3 separate regions of the Mus musculus genome follow, and all the other regions are linked to region 3. Evidence: chromatin loops called from intact Hi-C (ENCODE). Cell type or tissue: heart. All regions are shown on one strand. Links, peaks and the distances in the headings refer to the core of each region. The heading gives the core; the rest is flanking DNA. Region 1 holds the start of Diaph3 (diaphanous related formin 3). Region 2 overlaps Diaph3 (diaphanous related formin 3). Region 3 holds the start of Tdrd3 (tudor domain containing 3).

Region 1 (7,109 bases), core at 397-5,396, 270 kb before region 3:
ATCCCAGCACTTGGGAGACAGAAGCAGGCGGATTTCTGAGTTCAAGGCCAGCCTGGTCTACAAAGTGAGTTCCAGGACAGCCAGGGATACACAGAGAAACCCTGTCTCGAGGAAAAAAAAAAAAAATACACATATGCCGGCATGGTGGTTTACGCCTTTAATCCCAGCACTCAGGAGGCAGAGGCAGGTGGATTTCTGAGTTCAAGGCCAGCCTGGTCTACAGAGTGAGTTCCAGGACAGCCAGGGCTATACAGAGAAATCCTGTCTCGGGGGGAAAAAAAAAAAAAAAACACATATATACATAGCAACAACTAAAGAAAAAGAGGACATAAATTTAAGAAAGGGGGTGGCACACAGCAGGAGCTGAAGGGAGGAATGGGGCTAGGGAAAATGATGTAATTATATTATAATCTCAAAACATTTAAAAATTACAATAATAAAATTAATATGTAAGTAAAAGTCTAACTGTGGAGATCATCAAGAATCCAAATTACTTCTAAATGAATTATGAAGTCATGATTCAAATCAAGCCCCACCCATGAACTCAACATTGTAGAGTTCAACATCTTAGAACTTCAGCATGTTGTCTTTTAGACTTCATTTCAGCATGACTTTTAGCAAATGGTATGGGCACTGTGGCATACCAGAGAAATAATAAAAAACACAATCATCAGCCTTCAGTAACATCAAATATTTATTCAAGAACGCTATGTTGTAAACTACAGAAAATCACACTTCCGTGGCAGCCAAGACATGTGCTGAGCACTAACCCAGAAAGTCAATTATAAAAAAGAAGAGATGGGCCGGGCGTGGTGGCGCACGCCTTTAATCCCAGCACTAGGGAGGCAGAGGCAGGAGGATTTCTGAATTCGAGGCCAGCATGATCTACAAAATGAGTTCCAGAACAGGCAGGGCTATACAGAGAAACCCTGTCTCAAAAAGCCAAAAAAAAAAAAAAAAAAAAAAAAAGAAAGAAAGAAAAAGAAGAAGAGGAAGAGGAGGAGGAGGAGGAAGAGGAGGAGGAGGAGGAAGAGGAGGAGAAGAAAGAGGAGGAGAAGAAAGAGGAGGAGGAGGAGGAGGAGGAGGAGGAGATGGGGGCTGGTGAGATGGTACAGCGGTTAAGAGCACGGACTACTCTTCCGAAGGTCCTGAGTTCAAATCCCAGTCACTTGGTGGCTCACAACCATCCATAATGACATCTGACACCCCCTCCCGGTGTGTCTGAAGACAGCTACGGTGTACTTACATAAAAATAATAAATAAATCTTTAAAGAAGAAGAAGAGGAGGAAGAGGAGGAGGAGGAGGAGGCAGCATCTCATGGATCCCTCTCAGAGTGGACAGAATCTATCATGACCAGGTTAACTCTCTCCTATCCTCGTGTTATTTTGATGCTCAATTCTGCATAATCAACCCCCACTTATCTCAACATGTCTCTGCTCTCAGCTTTATTCAATTACAAGTAAATATTACACTTAGCGATTGATCCACAATCTATTATTTTGGATATAATCATGGTATAAATTCCTGAAATTGTATTTGACAAGAAAGGGCAAAGCCTGTTCCTATCAATACATAAAAATAATTTCCCCATACTTCTAAGGAAAACTAACAGTCAGTGTTAACTCTGCAATTCTCTTGGACTAATACCAAAACCTACCAACCCACACAATCAGACAATCTGAATGAAATCATCCTCATTACCTAGTTTCCTTCCAGCTGACACTAACTAAAAGCTTACCAGGTGCTAATCATAGCTCTTCCTTAAGCTTTAAGAACGCAAAGCCAACCCGATTAACGAGTTTCAGATACTTGAAGACTCCTTCCAAGCTAAACATGACATTCTTTAGCAGTGACTACACAACCCGCCAAGTTTGAAAACGAGTTGCCTCAACTTGTAAAAATACGTCCACCTTAAAAGGTTCTTGTTGAATTAAAATATTAGACGGGGGAGGGAGGGCTATCAGCTAGAAGTTCACTTTCTGTCTGACTGACTGTTCTACTAAAGGGATGGGGTAAATTTTAACTTTCTTTTAAAATGCAGAATCCGCCTTGATGACGTCAGTACACAGCCATTTGAACTGTTTTTCAGATACGCCCAAAGAACTGCCAGGCTTCACAGACATCAGGGCATTCGTCCCAGAAAGGAATCGAATCCCGCCTTGTCACTGGGGATCTAAGCGGATTAACAGCTCAGGCCTTCTGAAACAAACCTAGCTCCCAGCTCCCGGGGATGTCACCTGGGGGACAGGGAGTTGTAGGCCGCGGGAGTCGCCGCACGTTGTGGCTCTGGCCCACACTTACCAACTTGGGTCGCTTCTCCCCGGGCTCGTAGGGGCCAGCGGGCGGCGCGGACTGCAAGCCCTTCCTCCGCGACGACTTGCTGTCCCGGCCGAGAGCGCGCGCCCGGTGCCTCTCCATCTTCCCGGGTCTAGGTCGCGACCTGATCTGGGGCTTTGCTCCGCGGGCTCAACTTCCCGGTCCCACGCCCACTGCGCATTAACCGCTGCACACGGCTGGGCCAATCTATCTGAAATCTCCCGCCACCACAAGCAGCCCGGTCAGCCAATCCCGCGCCGCGGAACCTGTGACGCAAGGGCCCCGCCTTTTCCGGGGATGCCAAAGCCTGGGCCTGATTGGCCCTTCGGCCTGTCCATCGCGCTTCTCGCCCTCTGGCTATGCAGGCTGCTTGCCAGATGGTACATAGTAAGGAACGGGTTTGGAAGGAAGGTTGAGCTAAAGAGAGTCTCTAACAAGGCTTCCCTTGGACTTTCAGAGTAGGTTCTTGAAAAATCTGAGCCGCAGGGAACCTCTCTCAGTACTGTTTCAGCAGCACTGAATACGAAAGCAACTGATAAGCCCTTTGAGTAGTCTCTGGAGATCTCAGGGTCTAGGAAAAATACTTCTACTACTTGCCAGCGCCCATGCCTCTTAGAAGAGATGTTTACCATTTTTTGATTACCGTTTATATAAAAATACTGCTGTCGTCTCAGAGAGAATAGAGTTCATTCTAGAACCAGAAATGAGTGACCGCAGCCAGGTGGTGTGAACATCGGTTGAAGCACGGAAGAAAGTCATTTCAAAGACATTAGGACAGACCTACAGGTGCTACGAGATGCACAGTCTTGTTTGAGGTTGGTGGAAGTTAGTGGACTTTTAAGGAAGAGCAAAAGGCGTCACGTGATAGTCGTAGGTATGTTAGATCTAACGCAGCGATGAATGGCAATTACGTGAGCCAAGATTACTTGGCTCTGGATTGGCAGCATTCCATGTCTCTACAATCATTGGAATTCTAACCTGTCAATTAAGCGCGTAGAATTTTTACTACAGGTGCGGCTTTTTCTGGAACTCCAGTTCACATTGTTCAGCACTTACAGCATGCCTCAAAGCCTAAATGCGTACTCAGGGTCAACCAAAAATTAAAAGGAATAGGGTCCAAACAATTCACAGTTTAATGTGTTTCACAGGTATTGACACAAAACAAAATGTAAAATTATAACAGCCATTCTACAGGTTTTTAAGTTCAGGTGGCAATCCTAAATATAAAGTAGAGGAAAGGGTCAGAACCTGGGTTCAAGGCAAGCAAGCACCTATCCCCAATATGCCAAATAAAGACATTAGTAATGAAGAGAAAATTCTGGAGATCAACTCAGTGTGGCTACACAAGGAAAAGGAACAAATAAAGAAATCCAGGAATCTCCCAAGTGCATCCTTAAAGATATTGACCTTCTGACTATGGAGGTGATTCAAGCCAAGACAAGTAAACATAAACTATTGATTTTGGTACAAGAAATAGTTCTAGGTATTCCACAGAGACTAGCACAGGGATTCAGAAAATGAACCTAAGGTTTCATCTACAGCTTTTAGAGGTTTAGGTTTAGTTCTGGTCTTGCAGGTACTGTTTGCTCCTTTTCTTGTTATAATGTGAGTTTTTATTATTGTCACACAGATTTTCATCTTCAGTGAGCATATACTAAAGGCAGATTCCAAGAGATTACCAAGGTCACCGGAAGAAGTACCTGGCTCTGTCACGATGGACAAGGAAGATGAAGCTTCCATTCTTACCATTTGGTAGCTGCGTGGTGTTGGAGGTGATGTGTGACTTCCTTTGCTTCTCCATCAACAAACACTTCAAATAGGAATGCTTCAGCTTACGTGAGACAACATACAGAAAGCACACAGACCTATCGGTGCAATGCAGCCAAAGACAACCAAGAGACAGACAGACCTATAGTTGGGACAATTTAGATTTATTACAAAACATGTGAACATCGCTGTGATGAACCACGAGGCTCTTAGAAGATGATGCTACAAATCACTTGAAAGATCTGCATTTTGCCGGGGTGATTTGAGGAAAACCTCACAGAATACTATTAGGAGGAATGGCCAGGACTGGGTGCTGTCTTGAAGTGGGAGCAGTTTAATGCCCAGGATATCTTGATGTTTCCTAGGAGCATGATAGCGTGAAGCTATAACTAACAGCATGGCAGATTCTCAGAATGAGGAATGGACAATGTCGAAAGACAAAATCCAAACAAATTTGCTTTTAAAAAGTAATTGCAGCCAGACATGGTGGCGTGGCACGCCTTTAATCCCAGCACTTGGGAGGCAGAGGCAGGCAGATTTCTGAGTTCGAGGCCAGCCTGGTCTACAGAGTGAGTTCCAGGGCTATACAGAGAAACCCTGTCTTGAAAACCAAAAAAAGAAAAAAAGAAAACAGTAATTGCATTATATTTTCTTTTTCTTTCTTTTCTTTTTTTCTTTTTCTTTTTTTCTTATTCCTCCACCCCCTTCCCTTCTTCCTCTTGCTCCGGCCCCACTCGCTCCGGCCCCTATATTTTCAATTGTAGAAAAATACCCTTCATCCTATCAATGACAAGGACTGTTCCACTGCGCTGAGCAACAACTGTGGTTTCATCAGCAGGAAAGGGCTAAAGAAAGCAAAAGTGAAGCCTGAAGAGCAGACTGGGTCTCTTCTCGGTCAGGTCAAAGAGGAAGGGTTGATTGAGGTAGAAAAACCTCCATGGCTAGGTGGTTCCATGGGCCTGGGGGGGGGGGGAGCGTGTGTGGGAGTGAGAAAAGGAACAGACACTCTCCATCTCCCTGAGCTTCCCACCCACAGAGGCTCAGTGAGCAGCCACCCTGTTTCTGCAGCTCTGTCTTCCCCACCTTGACTTACGCTCTACCTTGGAGGTAAAATAAACCCTTCCATCCGTCAGTTGATTTTGTCAAATATTTTATGGCAACAAGAAGAAAGTGAATTACTACAGGGGGAAACGAGCCCCCTTTAGAGTTCAGTGGGAACATGCAGCAATAAGAGGGAGTAACTCTGCTCTGGTTTGGTCTGCTGGAGCCTGTAATCAGAGCTGAACCCATAATGACGATTACTTAGTCCTTAATAGCTCCCCATGAATTTACGTCTTATGGGCATTTTGATATTACATACTAATTTTTTTTCTATGCTTAGACAAAGTTAAGCAGTGTTGTTTTGCCTTATTTCATCATGGTCACAGAGTGCCCTTGTCTGACACCGGTGTTCTCTAGACAATAAGATATTGTGTAGCAGGACAACAGCAACATGACCTGGCTGTGAGTGTCAGATCAGTTCCTAAAAACTTTAACCTACTTCAAAGTGTCAAGATGTCAACTTGTTGCTTTCTTTCTCAAGCCCTTCGCACTTAAAAAGATTCTAATGTAAACAAGCAGGAGCTTGCGTTTCTGTTTAGAAAGGGCACTCTGGATTCTCCCACTGAGATTCACTGCACCTGCAGCACACTATTGAAAAGAATGTTTGGAGAACTTTTTAAGTATGTTTGTGGTGGTTTGAATATGCTTGGCTGATGGAATGAGGCACTATTAGGAGGTGTGTCATGATTGGAGGAGGTGTGGACTTCTTAGAGGAAGTGTGTCACCATGGGGATGGGCTTTGAGGCTCCTGTGCTCAGGCTCTGTCCAATGCAGAAGAGACCATCCTCCTGGTTGCCTGGCAAAGACAGTGTGTCCTCCACTTCCAGCACTAAGCCTACCTGGATGCTGCCCACCATCCAGCACTAAGCCTACATCCCAGTACTCCTGAAGCTGAGGCAGAAGGATCATATGTTTTAATTCAATCTGGATTAAACAGTGAGGTCCTGTCTCAAAAAATACTTTTGAGAACAGTACACAATATGGAGGTCTGGCTTGTGAAATTTCAGAGATAAGATTAAAGACTCTTTTCAGGGCCATTGCTGTTTTGTTAGGCTTATGCCACCATACCAGTCTTGAAAAAAAAAAATCAAATTGTATTTCTTTTATTTTTCCCCTTATATTGAAAATAGTTTTTTTCTTACATAATATAAACTGATTACAGTTTCCCCTTCCTCTACTCTTCCCAGTTTCCCAGTGCTGTCTTTTTTTTCTACTGTATATTTCTGGATTCTTTATCAAAAATCAGGTATTCATAGATAGATACATTTATGTCAGCGTCTCAATTAGATTCCACTTATCAACATGTCTGGTTTTGTGCTATTTTTATTATTATAGCAATGTGGTAAAATTTTTGGGAAAGTAATTCCAGCAGTTTTTTAATGTAAGTATTATTTTAGCTATCCTGTTGTCTTAATTAGGATTTTAGTGCTGAGAACAGACACCAAGACAACTCCTAGAAGGACAACATTTAATTGGGGCTGGCTTACAGGTTCAGTTCATTATCATCAAGGCAAGAGCATGACAGCATCCAGGTAGGCACAGTGCAGAAGGAGTTGAAAGTTCTGCATCTTCATCAGAAGGCTGCTGGAAGACTAGCTCCCGTGTGGTTAGGAGGAGAGTCTCATTGCCCACCCCCACAGTGACACACTTCTTCCTACAAGGGCATGCCTCCTAACAGTGCTACTCCCAGGGGACCCAAGTATATTCAAACAACCGCACCTGTGTTTTTTGTTTTTTCTATATAGTGAGGGATAAGAGGAGGGGGCTGAGGAGGTCCACATGTGGGGGGAAAGTATGGTGTGTCACCAGGATCTGCTTAGTCCTCTGGGAATGAGGGCACAGGGTGGGGCGAGGCCACAACAGACAGCCTGCTACAGAGCTGGGATGAGACTGGGGGATTGGCTTTGGAGGAGAGAAGGAAGAG
Region 2 (7,109 bases), core at 2,102-7,101, 280 kb before region 3:
CCCAAATTTCAGGATACGTGTCCCTCTCCAATGAAGGGCGGAGTTCCTGGACACAATACCTGTGTCTGGCAGGAAAGACGTAATGAGAGGAGACAAAGGGAGAAAGTAAAAAATCAAAATGCTCACTAGCAGAGCTCCTCAGAGAACCTCCCACATAAGCAGTCCTGCACACAGACTGCGTTTCACAGCGCTGAATGAGGCCTCCGAGACTTTGATGTGCCCCTGAAAAGTGCAGCCCCAGTAGAACTACTAACAGGGGCCACATCTGCACTGGGAAGCACTCTGTCTAACCTGTGGTAATAATTCCAACCAATGCTCACAACACCCACATACAGTGGCCATTTCCACTTTACCTCTAGGAAACTAGAAGCTTGCACACAGATTAAGAATGGGGAGGGGGGGGATATAGGGAACTTTCGGGATAGCATTTCCAGCTTAAACCTAAACTGTCCCAGTGGTTATGGCTGGGGCATAGACATGCCAATCCTGAAAACTCCTGGTAGTTTTTACATGCCTTTGCCCAATACCCCTAGACCATTTCATAAAAGGAAACAGACATGTGGGATATCTAAATTCCATTTCAGCTTACATTAATCTTGAATGACTGAAGAAACCAAGTGGTATAAAGTTCCTAGAGTAACTTGGCTCCTCAGTTAGGCAAGCATTCAGATTCTCTAAGCCTTTACTAGGCACCACAGTAAAACTGACCCTCAGGCAGCCTTACGAGCATATGCATAAAGGGACTGAAAGCTTATTGAAGGTAACATTATCAGTAAGAGCAAAACACCTTTTGACGGGAGGCTGAGTGAAGTTAGAACATGGTTTTAATTGGAGACCTTCACCCTTTATAAAGAAGTGAACCTGTCACGTTGAATTTCTGGATGTAGATTATATGTACTCCATTTTTTATATTCATTTCTCTGGCTGTCAAATTATTCATTAAAAATGAATTGTAATTGTCATCATGAATTGAATTCTAGCCAAAGTTTCAATAAACAAAAACAGTTTAATTCTTACATCCATAATTAATGTCACCAATGTGAAAACCTTTTATTTAAAATTGGGACGTTACAAGGTTTAACTTTATGATACAAATAAACAGCCCACCTTGGGAAAATGCAGCAATTAAAGTTTAAAAAAAAAAAGAAAAGAAAAGAAAAAGGGCTGGAGAGATGGCTCAGCAGTTAAGAGCACTGACTGCTCTTCCAAAGATCCTGACTCCAATTCCCAGCAACCACATGGTGGCTCACAACCATCTGTAATGGGATCCAATGCCCTCTTCTGGTGTGTCTGAAAACAGCTACAGTGTACTCGTCATATACATAAAATAAATAAGTAAAGTCTTTGAAAAGAAAAAGAAAAAACATATTCGAGGGAAATAGTTCACAATAAAATTACCCAAATAGAGCTAGGAGTGGTGGTGGCACATGTCTATAATGCCAACATTTGGAAGCCTGAAGCAGGATGATCAGGAATTCAAAGCCAATCTTTGCTATGTACTGACTTCAAAGCCAATTTACACTACACTAGACACTGTCTCAAATAAAATTATTTTAATCAAATACACAATTATGGATCTTACAATTCATCCATGTAACATAACTAAGGGTTTCAAATTTTTCTACAGCATACCTGGGAGGAAGCAGTGGCACTCTGAACAGGCAGGCACTTTAGCCATCCTTTAATTTGTGAAGGTATGACGCGAACCTCGCCTACCTGAACACAGCTCAAATCCCTCAGCACACAGAATACCCTCATCAGGTACATTACCTCCTAGCCTCCTTCCTCCTTCCTTCCCATTATTTAATACATACCATGATGCTCAATGATTGGGAACAAAGAAAATACTAACTCCATTCACAGATCTACTTTAAAAAATAGTAAAATCAAAACCTGCTTTTAAAAGATATTTTTTAATTTTAAGCCCTGTAAGACCTCAAGGAAATTACAGAGAGATAATATGAATGAAGGAGAGAAAAAGGACATTTCCATAGGATTTTTTAAAGCTTCTTGGTGAACATCTCTTTTATGATTAAATATATAAAAATATATTTAAGACTGCAAGGTTCTATTTTACCCAAGACACCTATTAGAACTAACCTTCTGACACTCGCTGTATACATCCTTCGCTACTGATTAAGTGCTGACACCATTTTTGTCTCATCATTAAACAAAAAGCTATGCTGGAAAACTTTTGTTTGATTCCAGCACTTTAAATCCAAGCAGAGTGACTTAGCTTTAACAACAAATCATCAATCGCATTAAACTAATGGCGCTGTTAATTTGTATCTTAGTGGATTTATGGTTTTGTTTTGGATTCATATGTAAATCTAGCTTAGTTTGATAGCTACAAAAGATCCACAAGTATACTTATACTCCACTTTATATGTACACATGTAACAATATTTTCATTATCATTCAAGACGATTTCAGGGTGTCACAGGGTTTTTTGGTTGTTTCATTTATATGGAGGGTTCATAGTTCCACAAGTCTCCGTTTACAAATAAGTAGTATCCCTCAGAAAGCTTTAGAGACTTGCTGTAACCATTAGTCCTGACCAGCCCTGCCACCACTGTCACCTGGCACTGCCAAATGATGTTTCTGACTCTGTACACCGGGAAGAACTACCGTGGTTTAACAGAGATTCTCCAGGATGAGGAAGTCAGTCAAATATCCAATGCCTGTGCCTAGTGACCCAAAATACACACAGAAATTGTACTACTACTATTACTATATAGCAAAAGCAGCCAACCCTTTACATAGCAAACACTCAGAGGTGACAGCCAGGAAGCACTGCTCCTCCAGGCCTATACTAACTTTGAATCTGCAAAATTGCCCTGCTTTCCTTGTGAAGAAAGGAAGGCACCTAAAGAGGCAGCTACTGCCTGCGATTGCCCACCTAACAACTGGCACGGTTGGGCTCCAAGCCCTGAGAACAGAAGTTACTGCTCGTGTTATCCATGTCCCTCCAAACAAAAACAGTAACAAAGAAAGGCAGGGAGCTGTGCGGAGAATAAAGTCCACAGCAAGCACTTCCAGAGAGCCTGCAGCAAGGTAACTGGAAACTCCATCATCTCAGCTCCAAAGCTGAACGTTTTTAAACTCTCAAATTGTCTCCTAAGTTAATAATGACCACTTGCCTTGCAATTTGAGAAAAATTGCTCCCAATGGTAAGGTGTTTCAATGCTATCCTGCTGCTACCGAGAAGACATTACCTTTGTAGATGCTGTTCAAAAAGAGCTCGTGCTTTGATCCTTAATATCCCATGAAGTAAAAGGTTATGCTTAATCTATATTTTATAGATCTAAAAGTCAAATGAGGCTCTGGGATAAACAAGCACAAGTATGGAGCAAGCATATTCCTCACCATTCACTTGACTCCTACTTTAGATGACGCTATGTGCTTAGTTAAAGACAACTCCATTAGTGTAATATCTTGGGGGGTGGGGGTCTTGTATTATTCTGCAAACATAAACAAGTTATATACATGTTAATTTACATTCTATATAAAAAGCCCATTTTAAATCCAATTTATAAGGCAATAAATATATAAAGATCCTAGGACACAGCAATAAAGTTATGCCATAAAGCAGAGTTAATTCAAGGCAACAATAATAAAAGCATGACAAATTTTAGCATTCCACCAACTGCACAAAGGTGTTTCAGGTAACATCTGTTCAGAAGCAATTGCTACAAGACAGACTAGATGCAATGCAAGGTTTCACAGTATAATAAATGTATGTCAGTTTGCTTGCTTCATAATTAAAGACATGAGCCTTTGAAAAAAGCAATTAAGCCTCACTCTAAATCTGAGACAATCATGCCTATGCCCACCCAGCCTTATACTCAAAGAAAAGGATCCAGCCCAGTCTACAAACACCAAACACTGCACAGCTCTGTTCTCAGCAGCTAACTGTACTCCCAAAAGAGCCACTTGATACATTTTTCATAACTCATACATTTAAAAAAAAATAGTGGAGAGGTGGTGATGTAAGGACCAAGCCTGGATTTCTTACAGCTATAAAACCTCTACCAAAATACTAACCTCCAAACCTCAATATCCCTACGTCTAAAGTTAAAGACAAGAGAAGCTGCTCTGCTTTCTTGGGGGGGGGGGGGTCTCTTTGGAAGGCTGCATTCTATTCATAAGGAAGAATAGAAAGGGAACTCTGAGAAAGGTTAGGGCTGTTTCTTAGAAAAACACCCTAAATAAATCCTTGCAGATGAAGGTTACTATGGCTAATACATTCCACACAGACTTTTGCTATGCATGAAAGTGCCCAAAGGCTTCAACTATGAACATTATCTGGATTCTGGATTCTGGATTCTTCAGGTTAACCAAACATCTATGTGTTCTAGGCCAGCCTGGTCTACATAGTTAGGCCAGCCAGAGCTACATAGTGGGACTCTGTCTCAAAAGATGAAGATGATGAAGACAAAGATGAAGACAAAAGGGAGGGGGTGTTCAGGGGAGGGGAGGAAGAGAAGGAAGAGGAAGAGCAGGAGGAGAAGAAATTTAAACAGATTAGATCATTCTAAGACTTCAACATGACCATCCTTGTAATGTAACTACAATACCTGCTCGACTTCCTATTACAATTGGGGAAGAAAAATAACACAAAGTAGATGGAAAAACCACAAACCATCCAGCCGTTCTAGAGGGCTGTCACGTAGGTTTCACTGTACTCAAGTCAGGATGCTGTTGTCCTCCCCGCTCTCCCCGGCTGGACACTGAAACAACTTGTGTTGGGCCATAGGCTGGACACAGGTGCTTGGGAGAACCCTGCCTCCCAGTTTCTGATGACTGCATCACTAATCTGTCACCATAGTCACATCACCTTCTCCTCCTGTCAGCAAAACTTCACCTCTCTCTAATAACCCAAAATAACCTGCCATTTTTAGCCTGCAAACATTACAGTAAAGCTCTTTTTGCCATATAAGGTAACAGCCCAAAGGCTCGGCAGATTAAGGAGACTATCTCCCTACACCTGATTCCACCAACACCAGACAATAAAGCAAGCCTGTCACTACACACCTGTTCTGATCTCACTTTTTCCTAAGTTCTAAAACAAAACACAAGTTGTCCAACTTTCTACCTCTCCCTGCCTCAAAAATCTGCCTATGGCCACGATGTCATTACCTACATGTTTATTAAAGACATTATTTTTTTTTTTTTGCTACTGTTAATAGGTTTTAGATGGGAGGGGAAAAAAAACATAAAACTCAAACTCCTAAAGTCCATAATAGAAGGCTGATTAAAGATCAGGACCTTGTGCCTGTGAGCAACTTTATATAACTCATTCCTCAAATGATAAACAAGTCTACTAATCAAACTTTGTAGGAAGGCATGGCCTTGGTCTGAGCAGCCACTCTCAACCCAACCGAACAAACCAATGAAGTTTAATCACAGTAACTGAGTTTGGCTGGTTACAGAATATCCAAACACCAGTTAACTGATTAGGCTCATCAAGCAACTAGTACAGCTATAACCCAAGACTGACAGCCCAGATTTTCCTATACCTTGTCCTGGCTCATGAATGGGGACCACAATCTGCTTGGAATTCTTCTAGATCTGGGAGCTGTCTAATCATTTTCCTTTTATTTTACTCAAGTAAACTCTATTAAATTAACTGGTGTAAGGACTGTTCCTTTTGACACTACCTACCAAAATACTCCAATTAAATATATTGGTATTTATAAGGCTTGCTCATTCATAAACAATCCCCCTAAATGGTAAATATACCACAGTCTCAATTGATAGACTCAAAGCTCAGGGACCACTGCAGAAGAGGCAGGGCAAAAACACTGTAGGAGCCACAGTGACAGGATCAAAACAAAACAAAACAAATCTCACAACCAAAACTGAAGAAATTATAAAGATATAATCAAGCAAGAGCAATCTACTTGATAGAAACCATTAACAACAAGATTTACCCTAAAGGATGTGAGAACTTTGAAAGGCTATCCCTAATTAAAGAACTCCTCTACCCACTTGAATTAATGATTTACAGGTCTTGTGCTGGATATTGGCACCCACAATACAAATGGAGACTTCTCCCAAAAGCCATGTCTTGGTCAATCTGGACCTAGAGAGTGTCACTGAGTAGCTGTGTGTGGCTAACAGCAATTAGAAGTCACTGCAAGACTTTTCACAGCAAGTAGGAAACCTTCCCACTTAGTTCTGTTCTAGACAGGAAAGAGGTCTCGGGACCAGGTGCTGCTTACAAGACCTAGAGCAGGCTCCAGGGCAATTATTTTACTAAGTCTCCCTCTTAAATTCTCTACAGAGACCACCTTTCCCTCTCAGCACCTAAATACACAGTGCTTCCTGTATCAGCCAAGGTGGTTGGTTTGGAAGCAGCACACAGCAGTTGATTCAGCCAAACATCAGACAGGTACCAGCTTCTACTATTTACACTTATCTAGGAAGATAGGAAATAAGCTACAAATATTCTTACCCAATTCACAAATGACTCAGTTTTATATTCAGTAGAAAAGAAGGATTCATTAGTCTGTCTCATCAACATGGGATCCAGTAGGCACCAGAGGCGGGGCTTAACTAAAACAGGAACCATGTGACCAGTTTACATTCCATGCTACTATTGGCTTGAGGCTTTACAGAAGTGAACAAAAAAGGAAACTACTAAATCATGCCTACCTTTGCCATATGGCAAAGGTACATTACTTGTTCTAAAAGCTCAGAAAATGACAGTGACCCAATGAAATCAGGCTAACATCGCTTCATCTCAATCAAGGCAAAGCCAAGAACTGACTTGACATCCAGCAATAAAGCTGACTAAACTACAGACCAATCATGCCATCCCGAAACAAGAGTGCCATTATGTGGTTATCGGGAAGTGAGGGGCTGAAAGGGCTGTTCAGAGAGCAAAAGAGACTAAGCAATGGGCCTCTGGCAAAAACACAGGTGAGGAGTTATCGTCCACTAGGAAAAGTAGTCCTAAATCCGCTTCCTCCTCAGGCTTCTGGTGGAAACACAACAGCACCTCCACAGAGAAGCACCCCAGTTCAGGCACCCTGGAATCCCACTGGCTTAACATGATGCGCTTACTTAAGCCAGCAAGCAGCCGTGAAATCAAGCCAATGTAGATC
Region 3 (7,109 bases), core at 960-5,959:
GGCCAGGACTTCACCATGGCTTTAGGCGGTATTACTGGCTATTCCTATCAGGCTGTTCCTCACTTCTCTTGAGTCTCAAGTTCTGGCTCTTCTCGTTGTGCACACATCCTTCTGCTTCTCTTTCTCTTCCATATCTCCACTATTTATTTGCTCACTTTTGTGCTACTCAGTATATCTGGTTGTCTGGCGTCATCCCGGGAGTTGCCTATGGAGTTATATGCCTTGTTCATCCTGTGTGTCCCCACCCTAGCTACAGGGTGAAGAACAGGTGGTCATCTGGGGCTCACTCCCTGCCCAGACCATGTGACACCAGATGGGGGTTGTCTCTAGGTTTTTGTTTTGTTAAACTCAGTGTTCATTACATATCACAAGTTGGTCTCAAACTCACATGCTGTGCCAAGAAGTGTTTGTGAATCCCAAAAGGCCACCAAAGAGTCAATTCTGATGAAATCACATTAGGGTCTCTTTATTCAAGCTCCAACTTGGGCCACACCACCGTTTCTAATGCAGCAGGACGGGAGGATGTGGCCCTGAGCCCAGTTCCAGCAAGCATTTATAGAGGAAGGAGAGGCTGTCTAGCCTGGCACACATTTGATTGGTGGGTTGGGAGGGGAGCATGATGGCCTTTAATATAATTGGCTGGTGCTGGGAACCTAACCATAAACTTCTGTTTTCCTCCGATTGCTCGCTGTTAGGAAGTGAAGTGCAGGGGCACCTGGAGGTGCAGATTGGTGGGGAATAACCTGGAAACTGGTGCTCGGTACTGGCCTGTTAGTTAACTTGAGTTCAACCTTAGGTCGGGTTCTCTAAGATGTGAGCCTGAACCCATAAGATCTGGTTTGCCACACACAGTCCTCTTACTCAGCATCCTAAATGCTGATATTACCCATGTGTAACACCTTGCCACCATGCCTGTTTGGTTTCAGTTCTTCTTAAATGTCAACCACCTTTTCAGTTTTGGGGCTCTATCGAACTATCACCTTTCTTATACATTTTAAAAATTATGTTTGGCATGATTGGAAACAAAAGAATCTAGACAATTTTTATTCATTGTATTTAATTTTTTTTTAATTTATAAATTTATTTATTTACTTTATATCCCAGCATCAGCCCTCCTTCTCCCAATTTTATTCCCCTCATGCAGCTCCTCCCCCATTCCACCTTCTCCTTCTCTTTGGAGAACGAGGAACCTCTTCCTTAAGTGTCATTACCCAGTTAATCCTCCCCCCTTCCCGCACATCAAATCACTGTGGGGCTAGGCACATCTTCTCCCACTGAGGCCAGCCAAGGCGGTCCATTTAGGGGAGCAGGATTAACAAACCGGCAGGCAGAACAGACCATTTTTATGTTAAGCGGAAATTATCTTCATTTTATTCCCAGTACCATATCCTGGGGCTGAGGACCACACAAGTGTACATTTCTTGTATGTGAGAGCTTTACATGTTTGAAGGTCACTATTGTAGCACTTTTATTCTCTTCTGTTTAAACTGTTCACTTTCTTGTCCCTATATTGATCATGAGCTCAATAAACCAGCCCTGTTTAGCTGAGATCGATGTCTGTGTAAACCTCTCAGACTCAGTGGGGCAATTTCCAGACCTTATCTGGACTCAAGCTGTGTGAACACGTGGCTTGGTATGAGTGTAGAGCATTTCTTTCTCTGTACTAACTCTCCCTAGGCCTAGGTCTGGAAGCTTTTATCATCTGTACAATTTAATATTTCAAACTGACTGATTCAATCTGTCTTCTCTTGACTTGTGACTGACTTGCTCTATTTGCTTGCCCTCATACTAACTTGGGCAATATGTTCTAATTTTCTGTTTCCTTCTCATTGTCTGGCCTGTTCAATCTTCACCTGTATCTAGTGTGTTCTCTGCAACCTGTCTCTGTAAAACTGCCCTGACCAAACTGCCATAAACACCTGCCCCTCTTGTTGCTCTTAAGTGTTTTCTCTTTCCTATCTGTTCTCATTAGGCTTATCTCATTTTGTCATGTCACTTTGTTTTCCTCTCTATTAGACATCACTTTCAAACATGGCTGCTTCTTTCTACAAACTAACCTTTATCTTCACTGGTAGAGATTAAAAATGTGTGCTAAGGGCACGTCTGTGTTCCAGCCAGATCCAACTGTAATCCAAGGTGTGTCTGCATTCTAGATCATAGGTAGATCATAGTTTTAGCGTTCATCCCTGTTCAGCTATGTTCTTCTGCCCTTTTCAGTATGAGAATTTTTTTCCTTCACTGAAATTACAGGGGAATCCAAGTGATTTTGTTCACTTCTTTTTGGATGTCAATTTATTTCTTTATTTATTCCCAACAGATTTAATATCCTCTGCTTTTTTTTTAATCTACCAAAAACCTCTTTTTTTTTAATTCTTAGGATTTTTCCTTTCAAATTCAGCTCATTGAGGACTTTGTATTTACAGTAAATTAATGATTTATCTGATACAAGATAAAATTTATCTACTCAGCTGTTATCATTTTCCATGGTATCAGATTATCTTTACAGAACAGTATTTCAATGAAAAATTTTGGGATTGTTAGTATAATTCATTTTGGCTTTTTTAAAAGTTGGAAATATTTAAAATCTAGGGGAAAGTTAAAAAAAAACAAAAACTATGCACCAGGACCCTTGGATGGATTTGTTTTTAATATCTTGCCATATTTTCTCCTCTATCTCATATATACACATACATACATGGATATAAAGTATGTGCAAATACATTATAGTATAATTCATCATAAATAAATACACCGGCATAGGATTTCCAAGATTTCATTATAGTATCTAATGATAACTCCATTAACACACTGAAATTCAATATTTGGTCTATTTTCAAATTTCTGTATTTGCTATGAAATTTTATAAAATTTCTCTAGATTTAGGACTTTTGTTTTATCTCTTCGTGTTTGTATGTGACAATGGGTCTGAGTATGTCGCTCTGGCTGGCCTGAAAATATCGATGGAGACCAGGCTGGCCTTGAACATCAGATTCTCCTGACTCTGCCTCTCAAGTGCTGGGATTAAAGGTGTGTGCCACCACTGCCTGGTCCTGATATTGCACTATTGATATTTTACACCAGCAAATTTTTGAGGGTTCCACAAGTGTCCTGCGCATTGCAGGTTGTTTGTCTCCAACCCTGGCTTCTACCCACCAAATCCGATTGACCTCATGCACTCTCCGAGGCTGTAGCATCGAAGTGTCCCTACACATTGTTAAATGTGCCCACGAGCTTCTGACCCAGCACCTGACTGAGAACCATCACCTAGAAGCTAAAGTTAAAAGAACACTGGTAAGTGTATTTCTTAAGAGACGTTAATGTCTAGTGGAAGGGAGCACACATCAGGCTGAGCGACTGATTCCAGGACTCGTTTAAGGCATTCTTTGTTGTAAGGATAAAGGCATTTCCCCCTCTGCTGTACACTATCATTTTAATACACTGCTATGCGAAGATTTTGTATTCCTATGGACTTTTATCCAGTTTATTTCAAAAATTCAATGTGCCATTAATGTCATGATTTTAGTTTTTGATGCTCTTATTATAACAAATTCCTCCAGTAGGAATCACACTCTTGAAGTGGGTTTGGTATTTTGTGCAATGTTTAACTTTAGTCATAAGCACCTGCAATGGTAAATTCTTATTGTATCACACTGAATGTGAGAACCAGTTTAAAGGCTTATTTATTCAATAGTTCTGGTTACTGGGACATTATAACTTTCACTTAATTTACACGAATAAAAAGTTATGTTTGGGGCTGGTGAGATGGCTCAGTGGGTAAGAGCACCCGACTGCTCTTCTGAAGGTCTGAAGTTCAAATCCCAGCAACCATATGGTGGCTCACAACCACCCGTAATGAGATCTGATGCCCTCTTCTGGTGTATCTGAAGACAACTACAGTGTACTTACATATAATAAATAAATAAATCTTAAAAAAAAAAGTTATGTTTGCTATGGTCTATTTAATAACAAAGTTGGCAATTAACCTGAGCTGTCCATTTACTTTTATTTATTTTTTTCCCCCTCTGTGTTCAGGTCAGCTTGTACATATAAACACACTTGCTGCTCATGGATGATTTAAAACATTTTCTACCACTGCAAATACTAGGAAAGAAATTTATTCCAGTTTCTGAACATGCTGTACACATTTAATTATACGTAGGAGCAAATGTGTGTTCAGAAAGACATCATAGCATATTTCCCAAGGAAGGCATAGTGACTTTAGAACTGTGAACAGCTAAAGTGAGAAAATGGAGATTTCAGTTAACTTCTGGATGCTTAATACCCTTCTTTCTCTAATAAGTTGCTTTTAAGTCTCAGGAGCAGCTGCCAATTTTGCAGTCTCTCCGAAGTCTGGCTCAGTGACGGTGACAGTAAAGGTGAAGCAGCCACCGCGACGGGTTGCAGACCGAATATAAGTTATTTTTTTATTATTAGATGTTTTCTTTATTTACACTGCAAATTTTATCGACTATAAGTTCTTAAATAGCCTGTAAGTCTGCAGAATCACTGGGAAATAACTTGCCCCCGACTCTCCTCCTCCGCGCCACCGTCCCAGGAGGAGAAGGACCCAGATTCTGGAGTAAACTTTTTAGGAGCACCAACAGGCCCGCCCCGACCCAGAAACCTCTTCTCTGATTGGGCTGTGTGACTCCTGATTGCCCAATCACGATAGGAGCGTTCCGGCGCAGCTCGGTGGCGTCGCTGCGCGTGCCCAGTCGGGGACACGCCGTGCACCCCGGTCCTCCCGCGTGCGGCAAAGGGCACGGCGTAGGGCGGTGCTAGCCCGGTTAGGTGCCGGTGCCAAGGTCGCTGGGCCACGCTGGGTTAGGGCTACGCCCAGCAGGAGGGTGACAAGAAAAAAAAGTCTTGTCCCTGTTGCCCAGTTTCAAAGCCAACTCCCTTAAGTGCAGGGTTAGGGTGTCGCGCTCACCCAACTGCCTGCGGGGACCCAGAGTGGGGTGCGAGCCGCAGTCTCTGAGCCTCGGCCGACCGCAAGGCCGGGCGAATGGAGCGGGCCCTGGTGACAACAGCCAGCTCGGGTGCAGAATGGGCTGGGCTGCACCGCCCCAAACGTGGCCGTGGTAGCATCATCCCCGATGCGCCGCCGCCCGGGCCGCGGGGGTCCGTGTCCCGCCCCGTGAGGCAGCCTAGTCCCTGGGATGCGCGGCTCCCGCATGTGTGTGCAACTTAGAAAGTGACCAAGCAGCCCGGTCCCCGGCAGCAGGAGCGGCGCCAACCAGCCTAGCCTAGCGCCGTCCCCCGCGGCGCCGTGTCCGATCCCCGGCCCAGGCCGCGTTTGGCGGCTCGCCGCTCCCAGCCCGGGCCGGCCCCTGCGGCCGCTCACAAAACGCGGCGAGCGGAACCCGCACGCGGAAGCGCCCGTCTCACTGAGCATGCCCAGTGGCACAGTCGAACAGAGGAGTTTTTTTTTCTTTTTCTTTTCTTTCTTCTTTTTTTCCCCCTCTTTCTTCTTTTTCTTTTTTCTGGGTCTCCAGTAGGAGGCCCGTCCCCCACCCTCAGTTCAGACCCCCGCCGTCCCCGAGCCTGAACAGCTAACCATGGCCGAGGTGTCCGGCGCCGCGTTGTCCCAGGCGGGTTGGTAAGTGCCGCGTCGCGCCGGCCGCCCGGCCCCGGGCTCGGGTCCGGCCCCGGGGAAGGTCGGGAGAGGGGCGCCGGGGATGCGGCGAGGAAGGCGGCCACGGCCACCCGCCCCCGTCCTCTCGGGGGCCCTCGGGGCCGGCTCCGCCCCCGGCGCCACGCGGAGCTGGGCGAGCGTCCCCGCTCCCCTAGGGGCGGCGGCCTGCGACCGGGAGCGGCGCGCCGGCGGCAGCGGCGGCGGCGGCCCGCGGGGAGAGAGCGAGGCCTCGGGGCCGGGGAGCGGGCGGCGGCCAGGCCCCGAGCCGCGCCGCTCAGGAGCACCCGCGGGGCCGAGCACGGCGCGCCGCCGCCCCTGGAGGGTGTCGCTGCGGCGGACGCGGGAGGCGGCGGCCTGCGGGAAGTTGGCGGGAGCACGGAGCCCAGCCCCGCGCGGCGGCCGGAGCCGGCCCGCTGCCCTCGTTTCAAACTACCGCGCTGACCGGAGCGCCGCTGCCCTTGCTGCACGCTCAACTCGCGAAGCAGAGAATGACCGTCCCGGCTACTCGTGCCGGGGCTGCCCCGTGGAACTTTTCTGGAAAGGATGGTGTTGGTCTGATCTTTTTTTAAAAAATACTTTTCCAGCCGTGACTTTTGGGGATCTGAAAGCAATGACAAATTACTTGACATTAAGCAGTTTCTGGAATTGCAGCCACACCAGTTGTAAACATCCAGTTTAATTCAGCGTCGCTTTCCCCAGCCTGGCGTAGGTACCTTCTGGGCTGATGGGTAGGGGTGAGGATGAAATACAGATTACTCGTCCCAGCTTTCTGAAACTACACTTTAGTGAGAAGGGAGATCAAGAAAACTATCGCAGTGTTAGCAAAGCGTGAAGGACAGACCGAGCACTTGATGACTGAAGGAGAGAAGTGGGTTCTGGCAGATGGTGAAGAAAGACTTTGCAGATGTAGAGTTAGGAATGTGTTCATTTTGGAGAAAGGACACTAGATCCTAGAGGTAACTGGAAGTAGGGAGGTATTTGAGGATTAAAGCCAAGAAGGAGGAAGCCAGTGCTTAAAGGGTTGGAATTTTACTTTGATCTTAAAGTTTTGACCAATAGGGCAGAGACAAAGCAACCCTGCTGTGAATGCTTTGCTAATTGACTTGACAGGCCTTTTTTTTTTCCTGCCCTACTCACAGGTGTAAAGATGAAGGCAAAGAATTAAGTAACTTTCTCCCATGACCTGGCTAGAAAGTGGTTGAAATAAATGTTGATGTAACTAGGCTGGTTCAGTCCTGTGTACTTAGTATTTGTTTATAAAGTACAGACCTCCTCACCCCCCGCCCCCCCCCCCATTTACTGCAAATTGTAAGTTAAAAATTTCACTTTATTCAGTTTTATTTTCCTCTTTCAATGGGATGCCTCCTTTCATTTTCTTGATTTTTTTTTTTTAACAAGGCTGTCCAGAATAAGCTTAAGTCTGTCTTCATTTTAGTTTATGTAGCCCAGGCTGGCCTCGAACTCATGATGGGAT

Evidence for each region. A loop is a pair of places that touch in the nucleus more often than their neighbours do. Peaks named below come from ENCODE experiments on the same cell type or tissue, not always from the same donor. Only the 100,000 strongest peaks of a DNase experiment are listed, where the experiment ranks them.
Region 1: a loop joins it to region 3, with 4 times the contacts of the local background. A loop is called at or near these places in 14 of 42 quality-filtered maps.
Region 2: it touches region 3 in a loop (1.9-fold over the local background); 14 of 42 quality-filtered maps call a loop at or near these places.

What each region holds. Positions count from the first base shown.
Region 1 is chr14:87,138,696-87,145,804 of GRCm38, forward strand. It overlaps Diaph3 (diaphanous related formin 3), which reads right to left and starts at 2,529. Exons shown (of 28, transcript NM_019670.2): 1 at 2,303-2,529. The coding sequence starts at 2,419. In heart, for the core only: no CTCF peak of the experiment used is centred there; a DNase peak (open chromatin) is centred at 2,606; H3K4me3 peaks cover 2,053 bases; H3K27ac peaks cover 1,575 bases.
Region 2 is chr14:87,130,540-87,137,648 of GRCm38, forward strand. The region is part of intron 1 of Diaph3 (diaphanous related formin 3); the gene reads right to left. Among named protein-coding and RNA genes, the nearest start is that of Diaph3, 7.1 kb to the right of the region's middle. In heart, for the core only: no CTCF peak of the experiment used is centred there; no DNase peak of the experiment used is centred there.
Region 3 is chr14:87,411,250-87,418,358 of GRCm38, forward strand. Tdrd3 (tudor domain containing 3) reads left to right here and starts at 5,334. Exons shown (of 14, transcript NM_172605.3): 1 at 5,334-5,599. The coding sequence starts at 5,559. In heart, for the core only: CTCF peaks have their summits at 3,925 and 5,380; DNase peaks (open chromatin) are centred at 4,712, 5,252 and 5,862; H3K4me3 peaks cover 2,018 bases; H3K27ac peaks cover 1,901 bases.